Linked DNA regions of Homo sapiens: region 2 is linked to region 1. Evidence: chromatin loops called from intact Hi-C (ENCODE). Cell type or tissue: A673. All regions are shown on one strand. Each heading gives the region's core, and the rest is flanking DNA. Links, peaks and the distances in the headings are about the cores only.

Region 1 (14,715 bases), core at 6,716-14,715:
ACTCATCCTTTTTTATGGCTGCATAGTATTCCGTGGTGTATGTGTGCCACAGTTTCTTAATCCAGTCTATCAATGATGGACATTTGGGTTTGTTCCAAGTCTTTGCTATGGTGAATAGTGCTGCAATACACACACGTGCGCATGTGTCTTTATAGCAGAATGATTTATAATCCTTTGGGTATACACCCAGTAATGGGATTGCTGGGTCAAATGGTAATTCTAGTTCTAGATCCTGGAGGAATCCCCACGCTGTCTTCCACAATGGTTGAACTAATTTACACTCCCACCAACAGTGTAAAAGCATTCCTATTTCTCCACACCCTCTCCAGCATCTGTTGTTTCCTGACTTTTTAATGATCGCCATTCTAACTGGCGTGAGATGGTATCTCAATGTGGTTTTGATTTGCATTTCTCTAATAACCAGCGATGATGAGCATTTTTTCATGTCTGTTGGCTGCATAGATGTCTTCTTCTGGGAAGTGTCTGTTCATATACTTTGCTCACTTTTTGATGGGGTTGTTTGCTTTTTTCTTGTAAATTTGTTTGAGCTCTTCGTAGATTCTGGATATTAGCCCTTTGTCAGATGGGTAGATTGCACAAATTTTCTCCCATTCTGTAGGTTGCCTGTTCACTCTGACGGTAGTTTCTTTTGCCATGCAGAAGCTCTTTAGTTTAATTAGATCCCATTTGTCAATTTTGGCTTTTGTTGCCATTGCTTTTGGTGTTTTAGACATGAAGTCCTTGCCCATGCCTATGTCCTGAATGGTATTGCCTAGGTTTTCTTCTAGGGATTTTATGGTTTTAGGTCTAACATTTAAGTCTTTAATCCACCTTGAATTAATTTTTGTATAAGGTATAAGGAAGGGATCCAGTTTCAGCTTTCTACATATGGCTAGCCAGTTTTCCCAGCATCACTTATTAAATAGGGAATCCTTTTCCCATTTCTTGTTTTTGTCTTGTCAAAGATCAGATGGTCGTAGACGTGTGGTGTTATTTCTGAGGACTCTGTTCTGTTCCATTGGTCTATATGCCTGTTTTGGTACCAGGACCATGCTGTTTTGGTTACTATAGCCTTTTAGTATAGTTTGAAGTCAGGTGGCGTGATGCTTCCAGCTTTGATATTTTTGCTTAAGATTGTTTTGGCAATGTGGGCTCTTTTTTGGTTCCATATGAACTTAAAGTAGTTTCTTCCAATTCTTTGAAGAAAGTCATTGGTAGCTTGATGGGGATGGCACTGAATCTATAAATTACTTTGGGCAGTATGGCCATTTTCATGATATTAATTCTTCCTATCCATGAGCATGGAATATTCTTCCATTTGTTTGTGTCCTCTTTTATTTCGTTGAGCAGTGGTTTGTAGTTCTCCTTGAAGAGGTCCTTCACATCCCTTGTAAGTTGGATTCCTAGGTATTTTATTCTCTTTGTAGTAATTGTGAATGGGAGTTCACTCATGATTTGGCTCTCTGTTTGTCTGTTAATGGTGTATAGGAATGCTTGTGATTTTTGCACATTGATTTTGTATCCTGAGACTTTGCTGAAGTTGCTTATCAGCTTAAGGATATTTTGGGCTGAGACGACGGGGTTTTCTAAATATACAGTCATGTCATCTGCAAACAGGGACAATTTGACTTCCTCATTTCCTAATTGAATACTCTTTATTTCTTTCTCTTGCCTGATTGCCCTTGCCAGAATTTCCAACACTATGTTGAATAGGAGTGGTGAGAGACGGCATCCCTCTCTTGTGCTGGTTTTCAAAGGGAATGCTTCCAGTTTTTGCCCGTTCAGTATGATATTGGCTATGGGTTTGTCATAAATAGCTCTTATTATTTTAAGATACTTTCTATACATACCTAGTTCATTGAGAGGTTTTAGCATGAATGGCTGTTGAATTTTGTTGAAGGCCTTTTCTGCATCTATTCAGATAATAATGTGGTTTTTGTCATTGGTTCTGTTTATGTGATGGATTATGTTTATTGATTTGTGTATGTTGAAACAGTCTTGCATTCCAGGGATGAAGCCGACTTGATTGTGGTGGATAAGCTTTTTGATATGCTGCTGGATTCAGTTTGCCAGTATTTTATTGAGGATTTTCGCATTGATGTTCATCAGGGTTATTGGTCTAAAATTCTCTTTTTTGTTGTTGTGTCTCTGCCGGTCTTTGGTATCAGGATGATGTTGGCCTCATAAAATGAGTTAGGGAGGATTCCCTCTTTTTCTCTTGATTGCAATAGTTTCAGAAGGAATGGTACCAGCTCCTTTTTGTACCTCTGGTAGAATTCAGCTGTGAATCCATCTTGTCCTGGATGTTTTTTGGTTGGTAGGCTACTAATTATTGCCTCAATTTCAGAGCCTGTTATTGGTCTATTCAGAGGTTCAACTTCTTCCTGGTTTAGTCTTGGGAGGGTGTACGTGTCCAGGAATTTATCCATTTCTTCTAGATTTTCTAGTTTATTTGCATAGAGTTGCTTATAGTATTCTCTGATGGTAGTTTGTATTTCTGTGGGATCGGTGGTGATATCCCCTTTATCATTTTTTTATTGCATCTATTTGATTCTTCTCTTTTTTCTTCTTTATTAGTCTTGTTAGCAGTCTATCAATTTTGTTGATCTTTTCAAGAAACACCTTATCTTTCTTATAACAGTATTGTGACCACAGTGAAGCTGTGCTTCTGCTTTAGTAGCTCCTATCAACAGTTAATATTTATAGAAGGTCTTTTGAACATACCCTAAAATAAAGCCCCGTGTACCCATCATCCAGCCGCAGTGAACATCAACCCATGGGTGGTCTTGCTCTATTCATACCTCTGTCTACTTTCCCTAAATCCTAGATATCACATCAATTATTTTTTATGTGCCAGGCATTATTTGAGTGATTTACATATATTAGCTCATTTAATCCTCAATACACCCTTATTAGGGGGCTCCATTATTATCCTCATTTTACAGTTAAGAAAATAGGGGCACAAAAAGATTAAGTAACGTGCCCAAAGCCACACAGCTAGGAAGTGGTGGAGTTGGCACTAGAACCCAGGCAGTCTATCTCTGGAGCAAATGATCAGAACAACTGGACTGTACTGCTCCGTGAGCAAGAATTTAAGAACTTGAGCCTTCTTCTGTTCCTTGCACCAGATCGTCTGCTCCCCAGGAAAGGGCTAGAACTAATAGTATCTGAGCTCTGGGTTAGTGCCCAGTGTTAGAAGCCCACTTACAATGTGTTCCTGGGGGCAAATGAGGCAAATTTTCCATTCCACTATTTTCCCAGAACTGTCCATAGTAAGCTGTGGGTCCTAGGATGATCAAGCTTCCTGACTTCTTGCATCTTGAGGGTTGTTTGGCAGGTTAGGTTGATAGTAGCATTTATGGCATGATGTGTGAAACAGACAGCTTACTGAAACAGTATGGTTTGATCCCATTTTCGTGAAGAAAAATAGTTGACAACAGTATTTTTACCCAGGCATAAACAACACACACACACAGATACACACAGAATGCTTCACACAGACACACACATAGATACACATCAGGCATACATACAGACAAGTGTGGTATTTTCCTTCTGTGTAATTTTATATGCATTTACAAACATATAAAATTAGTAAGTACTCTTTGTTTCATTTTTCCCTCTATTGGTTTAAAGCTATATACTCCATTTCCATTCTTCTATTGGTTAAGTTTTTCACCCCACATTTTAATTTTTATGATACATATGGGGACATATATTTTTTATAATAGAAACAAGTGTTAATTAATCTATACCCTTCTCTAGACCAAGACAAGAACCTTTACTTCTCTTTGCTTTTCCTACACTTTCAATGTTCATATAATCCAGAATGCTACTTCTAAATTACTATGACCTTTTAAATAAATAAATTGCTAGTTCTTTAAAATAAATACTTATTTAAAATTAATTTACTGTATTATTTGTTTATAAGTGTTTCTTACATCCCACTCCTTTCTTTTGTGTTCATTGTCCTTTGGATGAAATATATTTTGTAGTATTTCTTTAGAAAATCATCTGTGGGTGCTAAACTTTCTGAGGCTTGAATATATGAGGATATTTTCATTTATTTTCTTTCTTAAAAAGCCATTTGGTGGGGAAATATAGGCACACTGCTCCATTGTATCTAGCACTGCTACTGAGAAATCAGATGTTAGTCTGAATTTGTTCTTCTATCAGTAATATGTCTTTTCATAGGTAACTTTTAGTATTTTCTCTGTGTTCTTGAGGTTCTGAAACTTCACTCTGTCTGTAGGTTGAGTTTAAAAGAATATCCTTTTGGATACTTGGACACTTAGGGGTTGTGGTGGTGGCACTCACTCAATCTGAGAGTTCTTGTCTTTCTTTGGTTCTGGAAGGTTCTTGGCAATAATTTCCTCAAATATTGCTTTGCTTTCATTCTCTCTATTGTCTTCTTAGAACAGTAAACTACCAATTAACACCCTTTAATTCTATGTGTTCTTGTTACCATTTATTTTACTTCTACTTATGCTAGGTAGAAGTAAAATATGTCATCATTATTTTTTCCTTTAAATGGTTAAAGTATTCTAAAGGAAATTATACCTATATGTACACATATAAAAAAGATTTAAATTGTCTGATTTACTGACATATTTTCCCTCTTTGGAGTTTTTCATTCCTTCCTGCAGAACCAGGCTTTCATCTGATATAATTACTCTTCAGCCTGCAAAACTTCTCTTAGTACTTCATGTACTGCAACTCTGCTAGAGAAAAATCTTTCAGCTTTTGTCTGTCTAAAAATGTCTTTAATTCACTGTCAGATTGTAGGATATATTAACCAGCTATAAAATTCTGAGTTGATAGGATTTTTCCTTTCAGAACTCAAAGATGTCATACCATTGTCTTCTGGTCACCATTTCCAGTGAAAAGTCAGTTGTCACTCTTATCATTTTTTCCCTATATGAAATATGTCCTCCCTCCCACTCCTCCCAGCCCCTATCTTCTTTCAGGAGTTTCTGTTTTCCTTTTGTTTTATTTATTTGCTTTTAGCAGCTTGACTATCATATGCCTAAGTGTGGATTTCTTTGTCTTTAGATTGGAGTTTGCTAATCTTGTGTCTGTGGGTTGATATCTTTCAACAGTTTTGGAAAAGTTTTAGCCATTCTCTCTCCAAATAGTCCTTCTGCCTCATTCTCTTATCTAGTTCTGGCATCTCAATTTTATATGTGCTGTTTGTTATATGTGTTGTGAATATTTCTCTCCAGATTATATCATTTGTCTTTCAATCATATTTGTGGTGTATTTTTCCATTTTGTGCACAAATTTGAATGTTTTATATAGATGCCACTAAATAAGAATATTATCACTCTGCAGTGATTTTTTTTTTTTTTTTGGCAATTTAGGCTTTGTATGTCCAACATGTAAAATTGGGGAGCATACATATGCCATTGTCAATTTTAAAATAGTTTAATATAGTCAGTTGAAATATGAACATATAGCACACCTTGTTGTGATGATTTATTCAAGATAGATTTAGTTTTGAGCGTTTTTTGCATTGGAGATAACATGATTGAAAACAAGTATTCATTTATATATTGGAGTTCAGTGTATGCTTTTCTTTGAAAAAATTCTCTCTCTAAAAATGTTGAAAAAAACTGATCTAGAGAATATCTTAGGGGTTGAGTTTTCACTGGTGGTATATATATATGAAAGTCTGTTTTGATTGTTGTTTAGCTTTTTGTTTTGTTTTGTTTCATTGTAATTGAAGAACCACTCTTCTGCCCCTACCTCTCTGTCATAGGAGCCTAGTTTAGTATCCTCAATGGCTCACTAGAGACAGATCTGCTGTAAACCCTAGGCCATTTCTCTGGCCTAGTAAGATGGTATGAATACCTGTTGAAGGTTTTCTTTGCTGTCCTGGCACGGGGAGAACTCTACGTATGGTGGAGGGTGCCGGAGATTGACTCTGTTTTAAAATGACAAAACTTTTAAGCATCTAATTAATATATATCAGAAGACAGCTGTATCCTTGGATACAGCAGGAAATGTCCTGAATTTTAGTAATTATATTAATGAGTGTTTATGGAAAGCCCTTGCTAAATTGAAATAAAATGGTTCTTTTAGTAGTGTTGGACAGCTATGATACTTTCTGGACTACTTGGTTTGGAATCATAAATTTATCTGTGAAATAGCACTTGGCTCTGGGTTGATATAATTTTTTCTTTCCCCAAAGATCAGAGCCAGATTTACTGTGGCACTAATGAAGCTTAACCTCCAGGGTCATTTCCTTATATGGGCCCCCAGGATAGCTGGGAGTTTCTGGGAGTTGTAGAGTGTTCTGATTGGGAGGGGAGCCAGGTTGCAATCAGGAAGGACTTTTCTTTAAGCATTTCTGGTAACTTACCTAGAGAGAAAGAATTTAATCTCTAAGTCTCCAGGAAGTTTCTGTGATTTTTTTTTCACGTTTTAAATTGAAATTTACTTCTATGACTTATTTTATAATTAAAAGACTCTGTTCTTTTCACAAAGAGGGTCCTCTCAGTTGTTTAAACCTCAGGCCCCATATAAACTCTTACCTACCCCTGGATAAGATGGGGTTTTTTAATGTTATGGGTTTTTAAATTATAAAAATATAACAGGGCTTCAGTATCTCATATGTACAAATTGAAAAAAGCATCCTCTCTGAACAGAAGTAGTAACAGGGTACATGGCTTGGAGTGCCCCATGGGCTTGATGCCCTTCTGCAGTGTACAATATGCACTATTGCATATGGCAACCCTGGTGTCAACTTAGGGATGCAGAGAGGTTTATAGATAGAAATGAAGATTACTTATGATCCCACCCAAAAATAACCAGAGTTCACATTTTGATGGAGAATATCTTTACATATACATATATACACACAATTAGTATCATATTACATATGCAATTTTTATCACCTTTTTTGCGTAGTATTATATATTAAATATGTTTCCAGGTAGTGAAATACTCTTTGAAATACCATCTATAATTGGCTGCATAATAGTCCATCATAGGGTTATTTCTTAATTTATTTTATATTCTTCTAATATTGGTCATTAGGTTGGTACTTACTTTTTCTATCATAAATAATATTGCATAGGCTATCTATGCATACATTTTAGTTTTAGCTTCTGAATAGTTCCTTAGGACAGATTCCTGGAAGAGGAGTTATGGGTCAAACAGTGTGAACTTTAATTTAAAGCACAAAAGTCATGTTTGCAAAGCATTTCCCTGAAATATGATTCAAACACACAGACTACTAGTACCTCATTATACTCCATGACGTGGCTTTAATAAAGGCAATGGGTACTTATTCAGGTTGCCCCTTTTAGTTTCTGATAATCCTCTACAGTGTTGATTTGGTCATGTGACTCTAGACCACAAAAACAACTCACCCGAGACAATTTAATGTCTGACCTAAATTTTGCAAAATGATCTCATTTCTTTACCCTGGAGTGAAGCAGATACTCATGTCTGACAGAGTTATAAGTAACTCAAATCAAAGTATTGATCAGCAGTGGATATGTTAGTTTCCAGTGGGAGGATTAGGTTGGAGAAACCAATCCATTATTGCCTGTATCAGACATCTCACTGAAAAGCAATTGGGCTAATGATACCAACTTATAATTGACGATTTATTTTAGCTAGAAAGTCAAGAATAGCTCACTGTATTGTCATGGCATCTGTTAAGAGGATACTGTTGAAGATGGCAGATTCCAAATTTGATGCTCTTCTTTTTTCATGTACTTTCTTCAAAAAAGAGAACTATTTCTTTTTTTCTTAAATGGAAAGCAGAAATGGCTCCTTATCTTCTCTTGCTGACCTCTAAGAACACATATTTTGACATTTAATTAGAATTCTGTTCTGCCCACCTGAGCTTTGCTAGTGTCAGAGTTCTATCTCCTCAATTAAACTGTATGGAATTTATCAGAGTTTAATAATCAGTGTCCTTGCTTTCATAAAATGGAATCACATAACCTTAGGAAACCTAAACAGACCCTTGAAATCTTGTAGGCCAGAGTTGAAAACCTGTAGCCTCTAGACTGAGTTTGACCTATAGTCTGACCTATGTTTAGTTTGGTTTACAGTGTTTCTTTATCTTAGGGATAATAATAGATAATATCTATTGAGAGCTTACTATGTGCATTTTTCTGGGTCTTTTACATGTGCTGTGTCATTTAAACTTGGCAATAATCTTATGAAGTAATATTATTATTTTCTTTATTTTATAAGAAAACCACAGCATAGAGATTCGAAAGAACTTGCCTGATACTGAAGTTAGTAAGAGGTAGACCTGGGATTTGAACATAAGACATTCTAGCTCTAAAACCCACCTTCCTAACTGCTACAAGGAATGATTTGCCAACATTAAAGAAAAAAAAAGCCAAGAGATTTCACATAATTGTGGGATTCATGCCTTCTATTGAACAATTGTGAGACATAATAAGAACTCACTGGAGATGGAGAGTGTCTTCCCCTTTTGATAGGATACTTGCTCTTGAATTTGTCTTTATTTATCTGATCCACTTCTCTCATTTGTAAAACAGCTTTACCTTTGTTGGCATTTATGACTCCTGATCTAATTCATTGTTTCTCAGCTGGGGTGATTTCCCCCCCAGGGACATTTAGCAATGTTTAGAGACATATTTGATGGTCACAACTGGTGTGTGTGTGTGGCGGGGGAGGGGTGCTACTAGTATCTAGTGGATAGAGGCTGAGGATGCTGCTAGGCATCTAAAGAATTGTTTTCTCCAAAGTATGAGGCTAAGGTTGAGAAACCCTGATCTAATTAATCTTCTCCATTTCATAGATGAGAAAGCTGAGACCTGAAAGAACGTGGCTTACTCCAGGTCCCAAGAAGGCAGGGTCGGGGTGGGATGAGAGTTCACATTTCTCGATTCTTTTGGCTATTTCCTGGCTATGAGCTTCATAAAGCTTGAACAGAGATTTTTTATAAATGATAGATATCTAGTCTGTTTTGTTAAGATGAGAAAAAGAGAACTAAATATTACAGTAGTTTTGAAAAATCTTTATTGTCTAATCTAATGGATGAAAGATTTGCTAATTAAGAATCCTCTAATTAGCCTTAAGTGAAAAATTGTATGGCTTCAAAGCAGCTGCCAGAATCCAACTATAAATCACACCCTATTCAAAGAGTCTATAATACTGTATTTATGATATAACATGCACATCTTGGCTGGGAATATTATTGATTTTTCTTCCTAAAGTGTATGGTTTACAAGGAAGAGAAGAGACATTACTTTTAGTTTTGACTCAATGAATAAACAAAACCAGGAAATTCATAGCAGATCTCTACATCATGTCCTTAATTGTGGGTTTCTATGATTTTGTAGTCTGGCGAGATAAGGTGGTAGTTTTACCTCAAATCTCTGAACTTTGCTTTGTGTAGATTCCACCCGGACTGTTGCCATGGTTCAACTAACATGTTTTGAGGTTGAACATTTCCAAGACTTCTTGTAGACTGAAACGGGTTACACAGGCCTGTTGCCTTCATTATTGTCTCAACACTAATCTAGGGGCAGGGGAAGACAAAGAGCTGGGAGCTTTACACATGTATGATGAATGGAATAATAACTAAAGTTTCCTCTATGGTAGACACTGCTGAAAGTGCTTTGTGTGAATTATCTTATTTATCACATTTAACCAGCATTTCCTGCACCAGACTCTGTTGATACATGAGAACAATATCTTACATAATCAAAAGTCTAAGTCCTTTTACTAAGGAGTAAAAGTCCAGGGTTGGTTAATGTGGTGACTTATCAATACCTTCAAGAGTTCAGGTTCTTCCCATCATGTTGATCTGTTCTTCTCAGAGTGGCTGAATTGGTCTCAGGGGAGATAGACTGAGGTAGCAGTATGGCTGCTGCAGTTCTGGGCATCACATGACAACATCCAATGGAAGGAAAAAGATCATTGCTTTCTCAAAGTGTCTTTTTAAAAGAGTTCCATACAGAAACCTTTCCAGAGCCCCCAGTCCCTCACATAAATCCCTTCACAATTGTTTGGCTAGAATTATGTCATTTTTCCTTTCCTTAGCTACTAACTGGCAAAGTAAGTGGAGTAGCTATTATGGGCATCAGTGAAACATCAGATCGTGAGAAGGAGGGTCAGCTAAACAATATCAGCATTCTATTAACAGAAAGAAGAGGGGATGGCTGATAGGAAACCAACAGGGTCTTCCACAACCATGTTGAGTTAGGTTGAGCCTCTGTTGCTGCTGCCTCACCTCTGGGCATGATAGAAGCCCTTGCCTGAGCAAGTGGGTCAAATTCTATGCTGCAGGATTACTTAGTCAAATTTCTAGGGGCTCAGAACAATGCTAGTGCCTCCTTCTATCTAAGAAAGGGCAGAAAGAATAGGTTACCCCGCTGGCATGCTAAGAGCTGTAGCTCCTCATGCCCGATTGTTAATAGGTCATCCCCAGTGGCAGTGACCACTAGAGAGCAAGCAGTGACTCCGCAAGCTGATTCCAAGAAAGAACTGAATTCATACCTACCGTAAGCTAATCAGCTTCCCCTCTCGAACCCAAGGGAAGACCTGGGTCTTCCTCACCCTGATTTGGTGACAAGTTTGCTCCTTTGAGAAGTCCCATGAGGTTCATTTTCAGCTGCTTTCATCCAAATTAACATCAGTGAGGAACCCAATGTTGAAAACTGCATTCCTTCACTGCATGATGGGCCCTTTCTCCTGGGATTACTATAGACTTTCTCAAGCAAATCAGTGATTATATTGGCTATTTGTGGTCGGTGGAGTTCCTGAGTCTGAATCCTAACTCCACCAACTGCTAGTGAGGACCTGGTGAGTTACTTAATTTCTCTAAACCTCAGTCTCCCCAGCTGTAAAATGTAGATAATGATCACAATAACCCCTGTCTCTCAGCATGCTATTCCCTGTGCAGATTAAAAGAGAATATTGATGCAAAGTGTTTAGAACAGGGCCCGACATATAGAAGGTCTTTATGAGTAGTAACTATTAACATGATCACTTAGGACACATGCAAAAGTTCTAGGGTATTCTATATCTGACCAACTAACACATTTCGGTAGTCAGCATAAAGATCTAGAGTCAGACAAATAGGTTTCTTTCTTTCCTTCCTTCCCTTCCTTCCTTCCTTCCTTCCTTCCTTCCTTCCTTCCTTCCTTCCTTCCTTCTTTCCCTCCCTCCCTCCCTCCTTCTCTCTTTCTTTCTTTCTTTTCTTTCTTTCTTTCTTCCTTCCTTCCTTCCTTCCTTCCTTCCTTCCTTCCTTCTTTCTTTCTTTCTTTCTTTCTTTCTTTCTTTCTTTCTTTCTTTCTTTCTTTCTTTCTTTCTTTCTTTCTTTCTTGTTTTCTTTCTTCTTGCTTTGTCACCCAGGCTAGAGTGCAGTGGCACAATCTCTGCAACCTCTGCCCCCTGGATTCAAACAATTCTCCCACCTCAGCCTCCTGAGTAGCTGGGACTACAAGGGTACACTATCAGGCCTGGATAATTTTTTTTTGTTTTGTTTTTGTATTTTTAGTAGAGATGTTGGCCAGGCTGGTCTCAAACTCCTGACCTCAAGTGATCCGCCCACCTCAGCCTCCCAAAGTGCTGGGATTACAGGCATGAGCCACTGTGCCCAGCCTAGAGTCAGACAAATAGGTTTCTTCTAATTCTGGCTAGTCATGTGAGCCTTAATTTTGTCTCCTGAAACATGTCCTATAAATGTAAAACAATACTGTTGTGAGAATTCAGTAAAATTATGCACCCAATGCTTAATTTAATATAACTGCTATTAACAATATTCCAATTTTCAGTGACAAGATTGTGTATCTGCCAAGACTAAGTGTATCTTTTTCTCTGCCAAAACTAAGCGCATGTATGTTCCGGAGCTCTACGTTTGAGGTTTTTGTTTTGTTTTGTTTTGTTTTTTCCCTCTCCTTCCACTCTTGGTATCACAGGAGTGCTCTCCAGGCCTCCAGAGACTGTGGAAGTTTGTTTAAGCTTCTGATTTACAAACTGGCTGGCAGGTCCCTCCTCCCCCACCTTCAAAGCCCCGGGCCTAATAGGGATGCAAATGTCTCCCCTGGCAGCTCAGCATTGCTTCTGTCACTGAGGGAAGGCCCTTGGCCATCCATGGCAGGACGCTGAGAAAAAGGACCCCTCCCTGGGGCTCTCCATCTTTGTGGAGAGAAAATGATGATGATGTATGAGACAGCCGTGCCTTTGGAGTCTAAGGAGGACATGACAGACAGGATAATATGGGAGGAAAACCTTGTCTTCGTAATGGAGACTGATGGCCTCTGCCTGTCTTAAGCTACCATTGTCAGGGCTGGGCTGAGTGGGGCCTGCTCCTGAGGAACATCACTGGGTGGCAGGTTCGGTATGTCAGACATGCCACCGTCAGTGGTAGCCTTCAACCCAGGTGGGGGAGGCGGGCAACCAAATGAAGGCGTGTGTGGGGTTGTTGAGTGGATCCCAGACCGCCTTGGGATGACATGCATGTTTGTCAGGTGTGACAGTCCTAACTTGATTGGCTTTTCTTTACCTTTTTTTTTTTTTTTTTGGCCTCCTCCTTACACCTTTAACTTCTCCCTGCTCTCCTTCCCTCCCGAAACAACTAAGTGAAACTGAAACTCTAAAACTTAAATATTAAAAAAACGGGTCCCAAATTCTCACCAAACCCCTCCTGTTCCCACTTCAGGCCCCTACTTGGCCTCAGGAAAGAAAGCTTAAAGCGAAAGTAGGAATGTCATCTTTAGAAATCATCTTTTGGAGCAGTTTTATTAATTTTACTTCTCTGTGGTTACCACATGTTTGGGGAAGACAATTGATTTCACAGATCTGTGTGGGAGGCTGAAGATTTGGCTCTGAGGCAGCAGAGAAAACCTACAAGAACGGGCGCACTAATTGACATACAGCAAAAGTCTATTCTTTAAGGAAACTTTTCTCTTAGTGCTTGTTATGTTAAAATGTAATACTAAATTCTTAATTCAATTGTATTTTTTTAAAGAGAGTTTCAATTTTCTTCTTCCTCTACCCATGTACTCCTCCAATCACTCTTCCCAAGATTTCCACTTAGGACATTAAAAGGTAAACCAGACCAAGTGTGAAATCATAAAGTTGGCTTCAAAGACAATACCAATGGCTGGAGGAGTGTCCAGGCCCAGGGCTCCAACAGAAATGAGCCCTCGCTGCCTGGGAAGGAACCAGCACTTTTGTTTCTGCCCCTGTTTTGGAACCTCCAATTTAGGGATTCCTGGTCTGAGCAAGATCTCAGCAAGGTTGGGGGAGGTAGGTGATTAATGGTCAATGCATGAGCCTTCCTGGATTTGGCACAATCCCACCCTCAGCCACAGAGGTCACTGTTGTAGTACCTCACTGGTTCTTCTTAAGAGGGAGGGGACTCTATTGTTGGATGCTTTCAGATGTCAACCTAAATGACTACATCATCCAGATAGAAATCAGTTCTGATTCTAAATAAATAATAGGCCAAGCCAGAAAAAAAATCTCTATCACTAGATCTGTGGGTGGTGGTGGGTACGTAGCTGCTGTTTTCGAGCTTTAAATGTGGGTTCTTTGGCATTAGCTTTATTTGAAATAGGAGTGGTAGCTCTTCACGCCCTCTGAAAAGTTCATAGCCCACCTTACAGGAGATGGTAGCCTGCAGTGTTTGATGTTACTAATTATATTGCCCTTGTGGGAAGAGGACAGGGTGCTTTAGAAAACTCACAGAAGACAGGGTTCTTCCCCAAACAGGCTCCATGATGACTTGATAAGGAATTGATTAGCAGATGTGAAATAGACAGGTGCCTTATGTCCCTGCCCAAACATTCAAGGATTTCCTGCACCGGTCACTTTGGCATTGCTGAAGGCCAGCTGTGATCACCTCACTCCTCCCCTTTGTCTTTTCATCCACTCTGTCCTCTGTTCCTTTGTTCAGGGCAAGCAGGTCCAAACTGAGCCAGGTGTGGCTGGGAGGGAGGCTTCTCTCCACTATCATGGTTTTGCCCTAAAGTTTCTCCAAGCAGTGTGAAAATGCCAAAGTAGGTCATGCAACATGGCTGAGCTGCTCATACATGCAGACCCTGAATAACTGCTCTGTGAAGCGATGGGAAGGGAAGGAGGTGCCGGGGAAGGCTGGATGTGGGTGGGAGGCTGTTCCAAGTTCAGATGATGACAAGAAAACGGCTGTGGGGCCCCTCCTGAGGCTCCTGGGGTGAGGGATCGAATCTCGGCTCTGTTGTTTCTGACCCTCTCTGTGACCTTGGCTGAGATCAAAACTCGCTGCATCACAAAACTCTCCCCAGAAAAATGGGAGTTATATCATATAGCCTGCCAAGGAGGGGTATTATTACAAACACGAAAGCATTACATTAAAAAAAAAAAAAAGTGAGACCCAGGGGAAGGAAGGAAAATGGGGGCTGTGAGTGGAGAGGAAGTGACACGTTTCATGAAATCGGAACTTTTTAAGGTTGTTTTGGGCACAGTTTCAAGAGGAAGTGCCGTTTATTAAGACAAACAATCACTAATCTAATCTCTATCAGGAGACACATCTAAGCTCAAGCACACATTTTTTTAGGCTCTTCTGGATTTTGGATTTTCAATTGAATACTGTAATATGAGTGTAAATCTGATGGAAGAAAAACAATTTAAGGAAGAACTTGTATTGAATTCTTTCTTTCTGATTTCTGTTACATATACTGAAGTTGGAGAAAAATGATCAGCAATCAAGAACAATCTAATTATCTGGACCTCTGC
Region 2 (15,122 bases), core at 7,123-15,122, 500 kb after region 1:
AGCTTTTCTTCCTAACCCTGCTACTTCTGTAATGACTACATAATATCCATATTGTATGTATATGTGGGTTTTGGTGTGTGACTGTATAGCCTCTCTTCACACTTTACTCAGTGAAGAATTTCTTTCTATTCTTAATCAGCCTTTATTACTACCAGCCAAAATATTATTGTCACACATTACAGTAGGCTTAACCATGATTCTCTTGAACCACTATGTACAGTGCAGTAGCCACTATCCTGGAGTGACTGTTAGACACTTACAATATGGCTGGTCCAGATCGAGATGTGCTGTAAGTGTAAAATACAAACTGGATTTTGAAGGCTTAGTATGAAAGCCTTCAACATATTTCAGATATGCTGAGTTACATGAAATACATCGTTAAATTAATTTCAGGAGTTTCTTTTTACTTATTGTGGTTTTTAGAAAATTTTCAATTACATATGTGGCTCACATTGTACTTATACTGGACAGCATTGCCCTAGAATAGTGTAAGTGAGTCATTATCTAGGCATCAAATCTCTATCTTTGTGTAATAGATAGTTCTAGTACAGACTTTATCCCCCAATATTCCTTGGTCAAAGCCACATGTAGTTGCCAGCTTACCATGTGGCATGGCTGTGCCTGTGTGTGACTTGGGAATAGACTTCTCAGAATCTTCTAAGTATAGAATCAATAAGTGTCATCATAATAGCATTCTAGTATCACTCAGAAAAAAGGTTTAGACTATCAGCGTGAATGAAACCATTGTCCTTGTGGTAGTGTTGTACTTAGCACTTTAAAAATAATTTAAACATTTTAAAGATTATATTATTTTATGGATCTTTAGCTATGAACTTTGTAAATGAACGTTACGTACAAAATAAATGTTAATGAGGAAAACCTGTTTTGCTACAGTAAACACTAAGTTACGGTTTTACTGCTTTAACTGATAGCACTAGATATTATGCATGAATATTAGAATAAGAAAGATACTTTACTGATTCTTCTGTTTTATTAATTTGAAATATGGTTAACATGTAATCCACATTACAGCTATGACATGCTGTACTTGTTTTATTGGAAATTTTAAGATGTATATAAAAGACAGTAAACTTCCACTTAAACTGAGATGGATCAAAACAGGGGTTATGTTTTAATCTCATGTAATTTAGCATAAGTGCTATATATAGCATAATTTAAGACATTATTCAGTATTTTATATAAAGCATTCTTTTTTAAAAACCTAGATTGGAGTTTGAATATAAAAAATTCTCAAAATTACATGTTTTAAATTTCAAATGATCAGCAATAAGATTATGGTTACATCAGGTATAAATATGGTAGCTAAGCAATAAAACATTTGTTTGATCATTACAGAAATTTTCTCATGCAAAACCCCAATTTTTTTCTTAATTTTTAGGAAACCAGAATCCGGGCAATGGATAAGGATGCCAAGAAAAGAATCCATAATTTCTCTGTCATCAATCCTGTTCCTGGACAAGCTATAACTCAGATTTTTGCAGTTGACAATAGAGAAGATCTTCAGAAGTGGATGGAAGCCTTCTGGCAGCATTTCTTTGATCTTAGTAAATAGATATTTGGATTTTTTTAGTTGTGTATTTATGTAGCCTAAAAGGATGTGCACAGCAATCTTAAAATTGTAATCTTAGAGTTTGTAGCAAAAATTTTTTATGTTCTTGAAAGAATGGTAGTATATCATCAATGCACTGATGCTTCTTTCTGTCAATCTCTTTCCAGTGCCTGACTATTGTATAGTATACGTTTGGATTCTAGCATCTCTACCTCCTACTTTTTGAAGCTCCCTCTGGTCACTAAAACAACCAGACCATATTCTCTCAAAATGTTAGGATTTAACTGTTGAAGGCAATGTGTTTGATCCAAGGGATAAGAAGCCATTTGAGGAACAAAAAACTTTTCCAGGATAATGATGATCCTAAAATATTGAAACATTCAGGAGTCTCACTTTGTAGCCTTCCCTTAACTCCAGATTCGTTATCATCTTCTTGGACATCATCCAGACAGGTTTCTTTTTAAACCACACACATAGGATTTTCTCATCTCAATAATACAGTCCAATGACATGGACATAAAAACAATGTATGGTAATGTAATAGGGCTCTAGTGTATAAAATATATGAGGTTCTAATATTTCTCGAGGAATTTTATCAACAGGAAAATACTGAAATCGTAACAGTTCTTTGTGTTTACTGACAATAAGTCAAACAGCATATTATCATTATATTGAAAATGTAGAATGTTGATAATGTCTGTTTCTGATCAAACAAAGCCTACTGATAGATACTACCAGTATTTTGTCTACTGAATCCTATTCCATAGAAAGTTGAGACATTTCCAAAAAAGGAAAATTATTTCTGCAACTCATGGAAATAATCCTAGGGACAGACATTTTAGGAATTCTGTTTTCTGGAGCACTATGAGGAAGAGTTAATACTTGCAGCCCTCAAGTTAGAAGTTGGGTAAGAGGCAAGAAAGGGATCTAAATTTATGGATTATTTCCCGTATAACAGATTATTTCATTTATTTCTCATAACACTCCTGCGAGGTAGAAATTATTTCCCTTTGCTCTGAAGATGAGAAAACTTAGGCCTGAAGAGGTTTCTGTTTCACAGCATCGAACTAGAGGGTTCCCTCCATGGCCTTCTTGTATTGTTTAGGACTTGTTTTCCTTAAGTATCATCCCTAGACACTCAATAAATGTTCAAATATTCATTTCATGCTTATCAGCGTGTACCACATTTATTTAGTTAAAATTTTCAGGCCAGGCACGGTGGCTCACGCCTGTAATCCCAGCACTCTGGGAGGCCGAGGCAGGCGGATCACCTGAAGTCAGGAGTTTGAGACCAGCCTGACCAACATGGTAAAACCCCGTATCTACTAAAAATACAAAAATTAGCCAGGCGTGATGGCACGTGCCTGTAGTCCCAGCTACTTGGGAGGCTGAGGCAGGAGAATTGCTTGAAGCCAGGAGGTGGAGGTTGCAGTGAGCCAAGATCTCACCTGTATACTCCAACCTGGGCGATAGAGCAAGACTCTTGTCTTTAAAAAAAAAAAAAAAAAATTCAGCAGATCTCAGGTGTATAACTTAAAAGACAAGAACTTCCTTGCTTTTGCTAATCATAGCTAAAACTTTAACCATTTTACTAAATGTTCTGTCTTAGAGAATCCGTCTTATAAATGACTATCTTATTTTTAGAAATGATTTTGGTATTTTTATTTGTTTTATTTTTATTTTTATTTTTTGAGATGGAGTTTCGCTCTTCTTGCCCAGGCTGGAGTGCAATGGCGCAATCTTGGCTCACCGCAACCTCTGCCTCCCGGGTTCAAGTGATTCTCCTGCCTCAGTCTCCCTAGTAGCTGGGATTACAGGCATGTGCCACCACGCCCAACTAATATTGTATTTTTAGTAGAGACGGGATTTCTCCATGTTGGTCAGGCTGGTCTCAAACTCCAGACCTCAGGTGATCCGCCCACCTCAGCCCCCCAAAGTGCTGGGATTACAGGTGTGAGCCACCGCACCCAGCTATTGTATAATTGTTATGTGCATAAAAACAGGAGGAGAGGTAAATGAAGGTGATAATACCAGAATCTTGTAGTCTAGATATCAACTACTATTAGATGATCATCTCATGCTTTCATTCTCTAGATTATGTGAAATAATTTATCATGCTGAAATGGAGATTTGAAAGAATAAGAACCTCATGACATTTTTGTACTGTCAACATAATAAGGAAGTGATGACAACTTGGTTCTCGGGTCTGGTTACATTTTTGGTATTTAATGCTTTTTTGCATAAAAACTGCCAACCTATGTAATTTTTAAAGTACAAATTCTATTACATTTATACTTCAAAATTCAGAATTCATTGTGTATGGATATATGAAGCAAAGATGGAGGTATTTATACCATACTAAAAATTTGACTTGTACTTTAAAATTTTAACTTTCCTAGTGACAGGTGCAACCTCTTGTGATCCTGGTTGAAGTATGGTATGTAGAACAAAGTACAGGATAGGTATTCAGGGCAGAATAAAGTAAGAGAAATTTAATATTGAGAGCAAATTTCAATTATTTGACTCTATTTAAGAATAGAAAACCAGGAAGGTGAGATAATTAGAACTCAGGAGGAAACACTTACGGAAGTAGATCTGTTTAGCCCAGGGAAGAATAGCCTCGGGTGGATGTTGGTGGGCAAGGGGGATGTAATAGCTATTTTTAACATTTGTGAGTTAACAGTCATGTAAAAGAGGAGTGACCCATGTTCTGGATGGTCAATAGGAGTGGAGCAGAGAATGGTAGGTCAAAGATAGAGAAAATTAAGGTAGATTTGGAACATTAAATTTTTAAAAAATATTTAACAATATAAATATTGAGTTACATTAGGAGCTTAGCATAAAAAATTATTTTGACTGGGAACACTATAACAGTAAATGGTATTTTAGGAAACATCTTCAATATATAAATTGTTATGTGAACAAAACATACCCATTTAATATTTCATATTGCGCCCTTGTTTTCATGTTAGCATATTGGCTATCATGTATAGCTATGCATAGAGATTTATTTGCTGGCAAAATAAATGTTTCAGTCGTAAAGTCTTGACCCATGAACACGTTTATACCTCTGACTTTAGTAACACGTGAAATAATGTGGCATTATATTCCAGTTTTCATTGTAACTCATATTCTGCTACTAGTTTAACAATGAAATGCTTTCATTTATCGATATAGAGGAAATACTGTACTTTATAATAGTTTTTCTAAGAATGTGACAGAAAAGTGTGCCAGTTTGAAGTGTTTCATTATTTTTCCATTAGATATGGGTTTTTTTCCTGCCCCTAAGAAGAAAAAAACTGGCTCTTATATATTTATCTATAAAAGGAAGTGTGGGGAGGAATAAGTTATCAGATCTCAGATCCTACTAGATGTACATTCTAGAGATCAACCTTTGAAGCCTTGTACTCAAGAATTTATTCCCTTTATCAGTTGCTGTGTGGCTTATTTTGAAATTTTTATCATATTCTGTGCTTAGCATCATAATAAAACATACTGAAAGGCTTTTTTTATGTTTCTTAACTAATGGTGGTGGATTTTTAATTTATGCATATATTATCATATTACTATGAGAGTATATTCAACTACAAACAACAAAAATGAGTAATTTTACTAAACATGAAGTGTCCTTAGTTTTTAAGTCACAGAAAATAATCAAGTTGGGTATGAAATACGGATATACAACATAAGTGTATTACATTTACTTTTCTATTGGTATAAGATAGGCTATAAGAAGGTGAACCTCAGTAACTAACTCTTATAAAATTAATATACAGATACGTAGGAACTAGCATAGTTGCTATCCAGCATGCAGGTGCACAATAAGTATGAAAAGATTAAATTTTTAGACATCACTCAGGAGAAATCTAAAAAATTTAAGATTAAAATAGTGTGAAACATAATTAAAATAAAAATTAATGTCCACACTCAAATTTTAACTTAATAGTTGAAAGATTTTATTCAAGACTATTTTTTTCTTATTCCAAATGCCTTTATTTAATGTGTCCTTCCTAAAACAAATTAGACTCAGAATTTTATTGGGTGATATGACTTTATAATAATAGGTTTTTATATACCTTTTAAAACCTAAAAGAAAATACAGTGTTTTTCTAGAGTTAAATGATTTTGAAAAGCATGATAATCATCTTAAAGGGACAGTTGTTAAATAAATAATTTTTATTTCTTAATCAAAATTTTCATAGTTAAAACCATTTTTGAAAACCTCACTCCTTTATGTTTTTTTCTATTTCCTTCTAGGTAACTATATTTCAGTTGATTGTTTAACCTTTCAACATCTTGAATACTTAATGTTTACTATTCAAAAGAAGAAAACCCTTCCCAAACTTTTGCAATAAATAGAAATTTTAAAGTAGTTATTAACCATTTAGTGAAATAGGATAGTATTTAATAGCCTAGAGATTTTAGCCTAATGTCTTTGCATAGAAGTACTTCTTTTTCTTTTTTCTTTTTTTTTTTTTTTTTTTTTTTTGAGACGGAGTCTCTCTCTGTTGCCCAGTCTGGAGTGCAGTGGTGCAATCTCGGCTCATTGTAACCTCTGCCTCCCAAGTTCAAGTGATCCTCCTGCCTCAGCCTCCCAAGTAGCGGGGACTACAGCCACCTGCCACCATACCCAGCTAATTTTTGTATTTTTAGTAGAGAAGGGGTTTCCCCATGTTGGCCAGGCTGGTCAAGACTCCTGACCTCAGGTGATCTGCCCACCTAGGCCTTCCAACTTGCTGGGATTACAGGCATGAGCCACCGTGCCCGGCCAAACTTTATTTTTTAAATAGATTACTTTTATGTTCAGAACTGGACTTTGAAATTATGGATAGTATTAGGTTTTTCTGCAAGCCTCCCTTAACGCAGTGCTTTATGTATAAATTCACTGATTTTTATTCAAAGCAAAAATGTATTGCTATCTATTAAAAATGAAATATATATCTTCACATTTATGTTTTAAACTAGTCTACCTTTTTTCTGTCTGTCTTAGGCCAATGGAAGCACTGTTGTGAAGAACTTATGAAAATTGAGATTATGTCACCACGGAAACCACCTTTGTTCTTGACAAAAGAGGCAACCTCAGTCTACCATGATATGAGTAAGTGGGGTTTGTCTTTTCTAAGCTGCAGGATAACAAAAACAACATTGTCCATACTGAAGCAGCTTATTCTATTGACATTAAAATGCTAAAATTTTCAGGGCACAATCAAAATAAATGAAAAAAGACTGATTATAGACTAAGGAACTCATGTTTAATAGATGAATTAATACAAAATAATGAATACACGTTTTTTCATAGTCTGAATGCTTAAGATCAGACAAAAAATTTAAGGCTTAAAATGAGTAAAGGTGCACTGAAAATAAATATTAGCTGAGTAGCTGATGAAAATTCTGAAAATAAACATTTGCACATTCTAAAATGTAATCATGTTCAGTAATTTTTTTTCTGTATTTTATTAAATTTGTTTCCAAGTAGTGTTGATAGATGCATACTAATGAATGGAAGCTTTCATCTCTAGCCAGAAAAAAGAAATTGGTTAAGTTTAATACTTTGGAAAATTTTAAATTTCTAGACCCACTAATATTCAATTTCCCACACCTTGAAGGGTGTTTATTTTTGTGCTGTTGCCTCAGTAAATAATGTTGTGAACAAGTGCAAGTCAGTCTAAATTCTGTTTAATTTGCCACTAATGTACCTGTACTTACATTCACTTTAAAATGTCAGGTTAAAAATGATACATTTGGGTTCACACATTTTAAAATACCAGTAATTTATTTAATAGAGATTTATCTCTGTTCTTTTATTTTTGCCAAGGAAAGTTTCACCCACCACCCTTATTACCAAAGTGGTATGAGGGCTTTACTCTGTTTTCCTGGGTTTTTGGTTTTAAGCATTTTCCCTTTTAACAGAGACTTTGCTGGTCTACAGGAAAGAATACTCATCCAAATGCAGTCATCCTAATATATATCTAGCTTTTGTAAAAAAGGAAATCTCTTACCTAGCAGTCAGAATAAGGTTTTAAATCCAGGAAATGTTATCTCATAAATACTTAATCTATAGAATTTTTTAGAAAACTCATATAACTCCACTTCTTTGAAAGATGGATTTTGCTAATTTATATAGGAATATATTTATACATGTGTATGTATTATGTAAATTATATGTATGTTATATATGTTTTATATACTATGTATTATGTGTATGTTTACATATATAATGTATGATTAGTGCAGCGCATGATCTTTTTAGTTCTGATGGTGTGGTTATTTTTACAAGTGAACGTTTTCCTTATCATAGTCTTTGATGACCATTGTATATAGCATACTAGTTTGGAAAAGAACTTATTTAGATAAAGTACATACTGCTTTTGAATTTTTTCATGTTTTTTTTTCTTAAAATTATTATAGGCATTGATTCACCTATGAAACTTGAAAGTTTAACGGATATAATACAAAAAAAAATTGAAGAGACAAATGGGCAGTTCCTTATTGGTCAGCATGAAGAATCCTTACCACCTCCTTGGGCCACACTCTTTGATGGTAACCATCAAATGGTCATCCAGAAAAAGGTACTGTATCCTGCAAGTGAGCCATTACATGATGAAAAAGGGAAAAAGAGACAAGCTCCCCTTCCTCCTTCTGATAAACTTCCATTCAGCTTAAAATCACAGAGTAACACAGATCAATTGGTTAAGGACAACTGGGGAAAAACAAGTGTATCTCAGACATCGTCTTTGGATACCAAACTATCAACTCTAATGCATCACTTACAGAAACCAATGGCTGCTCCTCGAAAACTTCTGCCTGCCAGGAGAAATAGATTAAGTGATGGTGAGCACACAGACACTAAAACCAATTTTGAAGCCAAGCCAGTGCCAGCTCCAAGGCAGAAATCCATCAAAGACATTCTGGACCCTAGATCATGGCTGCAGGCACAAGTATAGAAAACTCTTAATGATAAAACATTTAACAAAATCTATAACTGTGAAGCTTAATTCAGAGGCATTATAGAATAATGTGTAATTATATAGGTAAATATAGTGATTTATACCAATAATTAATAAGCTATTAGGTATAGAAAAACATTTTATAATGAAGAAGTGGATTTCTCTTTTACTCCTGATTTGCAGAATGTAAGTGATTTCTCCAGCAGTGTGCAAGAGGCAGTTTCTAGACAATATCCTAATTGTTGGAAGGGTTAATTTATTCCTGAATTAGTACCAGGCAGTGAATAAGCCCTAGGCAGAATAAAGCATTAAAATTTCTTTTGGGGAGAGACTGTCTAGTAATTTAAAATGTGTTAAATATGAACCATATTCTCATTGTGAGAATTTTAATACTAATGGAATGTTTCAAAGGTTTTATTCAAACCACAAATTATAGAATCCACCCAAGAAAATTTTCTTAGCATTCTGGAATTCTCATCTAATGGTTCACTGGCTCTCATCTATTGTTTAACTCACTAGTTTATAGGCCTGACCTTTTAAATTCCTGGGATAAATTTTAGAATATTAAATTCTTCATCTTTAAAGGGAATTTGTAATGTGCTATTCAAACTTGTTTCCTTGATGAGCCCTGAAATACTGTTGACATTAACTTTCATAAATGAAGCATAACACTTACTAGTTTAGAGAAATGGTAGATGAAATGCTCTTTACATTCAATTTTCTGTGTGTGGTGCTAATTTCCATTGTGACTTTGGAATTTAGGGAAGTGAGTAGCTGATCAACACCTTAAAATTCATTTAATACTTATTTAAAAAGAAGATGAGAGATTCAAAAATATCAGAAAAGTTGGCCATGGTAAATAATTTTCAGAATTCTTTTTTAAAATTTTAATTAGATTTCCTTTTCCTAGTAAGAGTTGATGTCTGCTAGTGGTATTTTTCATTAAATGTCATATTCTTACAACAGTGACATTGGAATCATTTCCATAGGAGGTAATTTCCATAGCAACTAATCATAGTGACCCAAACAGGATTATAAAGTCAAGTGAGGAATAAATAGCAGAAAAATACCTTAAAGGAACAAAAAATCCATTTTTTATAATAATGCTTTTTGTAAACAAGAGCAGAACAGTTTTAAAAATCTAATTAGAATTTCCAAATAAAACAGTTTCCATAAGGTGTCAGCAACAGCACTAAAAATCTCAAATCACACTGAACCCTAAATGTCATTGCAAGAAATAAAAATTTAAGAATTAAATTGCTGCCCTGTGTATAATCTCTTGAGATCTTTTTAAAGCTAGCAAGAACTCTATTTGGATCAGAACTACATTATTACAAAACAAAATGAACACTTGACCAAAAAACCACATTAATTTAAATGGAGCCTTTCATTATTTTCAGATAGCGGGGTCTTTTCCATTTATAGAGAATGATGTAACTGCCAGGACACTTTTGTGTTTGCCCAGGACTCCTAGTAAGAATTGAATCTTGAGGGAGTAATGATAACAAAAGGTTTCTTGTGACTGGTAACATCAGGACAGACAGAGTTTTTGGTGAGAAGAAAGTACTATATGCCTGCTTGATAGCATGTAGAGATCATCACATGTATGGAAACCTTAAAAAGTAAACTTATTTTTTCTAACTAGAAGGCTCTCATAAGTTTCTGTTATGATTGCCATTTCAATAAATGACATTAAAAATCTAAAGGATATTATTGTTTGAATTTTTGGGTTATTTTTTAAAACTTCATTGCTGTTTTTGACAGCATTTGTGACTGTCATTGCCACTAAATTATTGAGCTAGAAGATGCTGCAGGGAAAATTGTTTTGAAGCTGGCATCTAAGCATTCTTTTTTTTTTCCTAGTTGATGCCTTCCTTTATTACAAATCAGTATTAAAACTTCCAGATTATATTCTTGTCATTTTTCCTCATGCAGATAACAGCAGGAAGGACTTAAGGTGTATAAGAAAAAGAAAGTATTCATACAGAAATTACCTAGCAGTTGTGCCCTCAGAGTAGAACTTTGAAACAGGACTGAAGCCCTTTTTACCTAGAACCATTTAAAAGCCTGAGCAAGGACCACCACCCCCTCCCCACCAAATTATTCGGTCTCTTTCTGGGGGGCCCAGCTTACTGTATGTTACAAGTCTTTGAAATGGGTCTGGTGTCTTCAGCTCCTGAAATGCTAATTTACCCCTTACCTAAGGAGTGTAGTTATAATACAGAGTTGGTTTCCTTCCTTCCTTCCTTCCTTCCTTCCTTCCTTCCTTCCTTCCTTCCTTCCTTCCTTCCTTCCTTCATTCCCTCTGTCCGTCTCTCCTTCCCTCCTTCCCTCCTTCCTTCCTTTTTGTCTTTGTTTCTTTCTCTGGCCCCCTGTCCTCTCTCTCTGTCTCATCCCCTTTTCCCACTTTCCTTCTGTCTCTCCTTCCTCCCTTCCTTTACAGTTTAAAAAAAAAATCTAAAAATAGTTAAGCACTGTGTCAAAGAGTGTTTCAAAAGAATTGTTTGTTTTCTCATTTCTTAAACCAGAAGTTTATGACAAATAAATATGCCATGTAATATGAAAGCTGCTTCAGCTTTTTATGAGCTTTCACATTCCTTGTTTGTCCTTTTAATTTGTTTCTTGATATATGAAGACTATAAACTTGAAACAAAGAGTTAGCTGTCAGCTCTTGATAATATAATTGGGGAAACAGAATAGATATTTTATGATATGATAATTCTGATGATCTAAAGATAATGTCTTAGACAATTACCTTTACATTTCAAGCTCTGGGATATAAATTACGTAGTCAGCATTAAGATAGTATTATTTTTAATTGCTACTAAGTGGTAACTTTTGTATTTTAATATCTTGCAAGGGCAAAGAAGGCATTTTTAAAATTCTAAATGCACACCTCCTAAGGTAAATAGTCTTTCAAAAATATCAGGCGTGCCAACTCTTGCTGAGTTTTGTTAAATCCTCCTTAACTGTCTGCAGTGCCCCCTGACTTCTTTTAAATGGATGTGAATATATGTGGAAAACTAAATCCATTTATTATAAATGCCTTATCTTTACCCTTTGGGATCTTACTAAATGCATTTTACCTGCTACTATTTATTAAAAATGGAAGCTGTCTTGAATTAGAGATACCTCACGTAAGGTAGGTTAAGCAGTCAAGTATTTCTTTAGGCTTATGTTCAGCACCTCAGCCCCCTACTGAGAAGTTAATTAATTCAGTCCAAAATGAAATTATAGGGCAGTTTGGTGCAATTTATGTTAAATGCCATTTGAATGTAATCACCTGTGTTACCACGAATGAGGCACAACTATACTACATGGACAGAGTACTGCATTGCACCATGAGCAAGAACTGCTCTGCAAGAAAAATATCTGTCCCTGTGGTCTGAATTTATCAAAACTCATTTTCTTGTTAAAGAGTGAATTATTGAATAGTAATTAAACTTTAACTGATGACCATTTATATTCTAGTAGCCATCTTCACTGTTAGTCTTAAATTATAATGTAAAGTTGACATTTTCCCCTTACATTTCAAAGGCATCACTATTTTTAAATGTTTACATATGTTTACATGTTTGTGTGCAACTGCTTCATTGCTATTAATAGTTAAATGAAATCTGCATATTCTGGATCATAGATGTTCTTAGTTAACTCTGGGAAAGATGTTACCTTTGGGTTTTTAAAAGACAAGTCATCATTTGAAAATATATTAGGGTGTGTTGATTTTCTGACATGCTTGTGTAATTGGCTTTGTTTATAATTTTTATTTTTTAATATGGGTCAGACTTTTGGATTAAAAAGTATTATATCATGGACATACATTTTTTAAAGTACCAAAGGTATTTGGTAAGCGAGCCCAAGTCATGTAATTGAAACTTCTGTACATTAAAAGAACTGATTCATGAAGACGTTTTCTAACTTTTTCTCTTTAAGTGCTCCTCTAGACTAGACTGATTGAAGTAGACAGTGTGGTGGAATCAGTTTAATCAGAAAAAGACATACCAAGTAGCTGGTGCTAATTATTATAAGACTAACATTCTGATAAGCCATGGTATAATTAACATTATTAAAATGTTTACATATAATCCTTCTTAAAGTATACTCTTTTAAAAATCCATTGACATAACCTTACTTTTAGTTTAGTGATCCAGAATTTCCCCAGAGCTTAAGCCACTGCAGTAAATTAGGTACGTAGGATATTCAGTCGCTACTAGCCACAAGGAGTCTCCTTATTTTAATGTACCTCCCTCAGTACTTTATTCCTGCAGAGCGCCTCAGAGTGGGGGAGAGAAATGAGCAATCCTGGCTCAGTTGGATTATTTCAGCATTTTATTTCTAAATCTGTAGTGTGATCAGAAATATTTAAAATTAAAAAAATACTTTACAGAGAGAGGCCTACTAATCAATGTGCTTAGAGAAACAAACTACCTTTACATTCAATTAACAACAAAAAAAGTTACAGAAATTTTAACAAACATTTTTCTTTATCTGAGTATGGGAGAAAATACTAATGCTGACACGTTTAATAATTAGAAAAGATCATTCCAGATCTTATGGAAAATTGTGTTTTAAATTCCAGCAGTTTGCTCTTGAGACATGGTAATCTCTTAATGTAACTACTAAAGGAGAGGTAGATTGAAAAGATCTTGTATATACATAATTATGTCAGATGGTTCAAGATATCAAAATAAATTGTTTTGTTGAAAATGAATACTTTTTGGTGTCTTGCTTAAAAATATTTTTATATTTTGTTTATCTACTCAAAATTATGAATGGATGCATTTTTGTAGAACTTAATCTTAATAAACATTTAACTGAATTAGTTGTAGCAATTTTATAATTTTATATTAACAGGGAGAATAGTAGTAAGAGGAATTATTCACTTACCTCAAATATTAAAATGTGTGTTTTATGTATATAAAATATAATACTATAGATATAACATACATACATACATACTCATACACATAGTGTGTTAGATTCTTCAGGTATTTTCAGTTAGTTTTAAAAAATTCTTTTAAAATATGCTTCCAATGGAGCAGAATAAAAATTTCAAATCCCCTTCCATAGTTTACAGAAACCATTACAACCCAGCTCCAACCTGCCATGCCCTACTAGGTACTTCACTCTCAGTTCCTGTGCTTGTAGGACTAGCTGTTGGCTAGGGGTCACTCTTAGCTCCTAGAAACTGTGCTCCGGCCCTTGCTAGTAGCCCCTTCGGTCTTCAAAGTCAGCAACAGTGCATCAAGCCTCCCTCATGCTTCAAATCTCTGACTATTTCAGCTGCTCCCAATTGAAGAAAGTGCTTTGCTTTTAAAGGGCTCATATGATTAAATGAGGAATGCCCACCACGATAATTTCCCTTTTGAGTAATTCCAGGTCAGCTGATTCGGAAATCACTTTTGCATGCAATGTAATGATGGGTGTGATATCTCATCGTCTTCATGGGTAAAGAGCCATTGAATTAGAGCCACTGGAGTGCTATTTTAGCAGGCTACCCACCACATCTTATCAGATTTTTCAAGGGCAGAAAGCATGTTTTATTGACATTTAACCCTGTCATAGTATACTGTAATGAGAGTGAGTACAGCTTATTGGGTAATATGTGTAAGATACTATACTGTGTTAAATATTTTATATAAATTAATCATTACCATATTCTCTCAGTAGCCCCCCTTAACACACACAAGAGTGGAAGACTTGCTCTGGGTCATATACTGCATGGTAGTTGACTACGGACTCTGGAGTTAGACTTGGGTTAAATTCTAGCTCTGTCATGACTTAGCTATATGATTTGGGGCTTTTTTTTTTTAACCTCATTTGGGTTTTTTATTTTAATGTTTAAGATAAAAAAAAACCTTATAATATAGTTGTGTTTATTAAATAAGGTAATGCATGTAACACATAGTCTAGGACCTAATACTTAAGTTCCTGCCTTGTTTCTATAGGTTGACATATAGTATGTAACACGTGTATGAAGAGGGAAGAGGATACAGCTGATAGAGACCCAACACACACACAGTAACTTAGTCACTTATAACCCCTCTCCTATTTTCATTTCTTGCTTGATGTGAACATGTTAGGCTCACAGTGCATAAAAGTTTAGGAAATACCTAAAAGTGTATCCAAATACTTATTGTTCATTGTCTCTTGAACTCTATATTTGGCACTATTGGGGCTTATAAATTAAAAGACAGCCTATTCTTAAGCTCACGTGAATTCCGGTGAGTAGAACCAATCATTAGAGACTATGGAGATGAAGCATGGTTTGACCTGCCTCCCATATATCTAACATAAATCTGTCTGGATACAAGCAATCCCTACCTGCCACTGGGAAACTTAGGTTATAAAGATTAAAAAATACATAAAACACTGTGGGCAGTATGAAAGAGTAATCAGTATTACACAATTTAGCATCTCATTTTAAGTGCTGTGAAAGATCTGTGACGGATTGAGTTAAGGCTGGGCACGGTGGCTCATGCCTATAATCCCAGTACTTTGGGAAGCCAAGGCAGGCAGATTGCTGGAGCCCAGGAGTTCAAGAGCAGCTTGGGCAATGTAGTGAAACCTTGTCTCTACAAAAAATAATAATAATTAAAACATAG

The links. A loop is a pair of places that touch in the nucleus more often than their neighbours do. Peaks named below come from ENCODE experiments on the same cell type or tissue, not always from the same donor. Only the 100,000 strongest peaks of a DNase experiment are listed, where the experiment ranks them.
Region 2: a loop joins it to region 1, with 8 times the contacts of the local background. A loop is called at or near these places in 1 of 110 quality-filtered maps.

The regions. Positions count from the first base shown.
Region 1 is chr10:62,689,612-62,704,326 of GRCh38, reverse strand. No RefSeq gene overlaps it. Among named protein-coding and RNA genes, the nearest start is that of ADO, 110 kb to the left of the region's middle. RefSeq lists an enhancer at 12,835-13,004. In A673, for the core only: no CTCF peak of the experiment used is centred there; DNase peaks (open chromatin) are centred at 10,836, 11,386, 11,936 and 14,406; H3K27ac peaks cover 5,595 bases.
Region 2 is chr10:62,191,300-62,206,421 of GRCh38, reverse strand. It overlaps RTKN2 (rhotekin 2), which reads left to right. Exons shown (of 12, transcript NM_145307.4): 10 at 1,400-1,565; 11 at 6,561-6,668; 12 at 7,979-13,336. The coding sequence ends at 8,514. Among named protein-coding and RNA genes, the nearest start is that of LINC02621, 60 kb to the left of the region's middle. In A673, for the core only: a CTCF peak has its summit at 12,753; DNase peaks (open chromatin) are centred at 9,981, 10,681, 10,791, 12,751 and 2 weaker places; H3K4me3 peaks cover 485 bases; H3K27ac peaks cover 5,638 bases.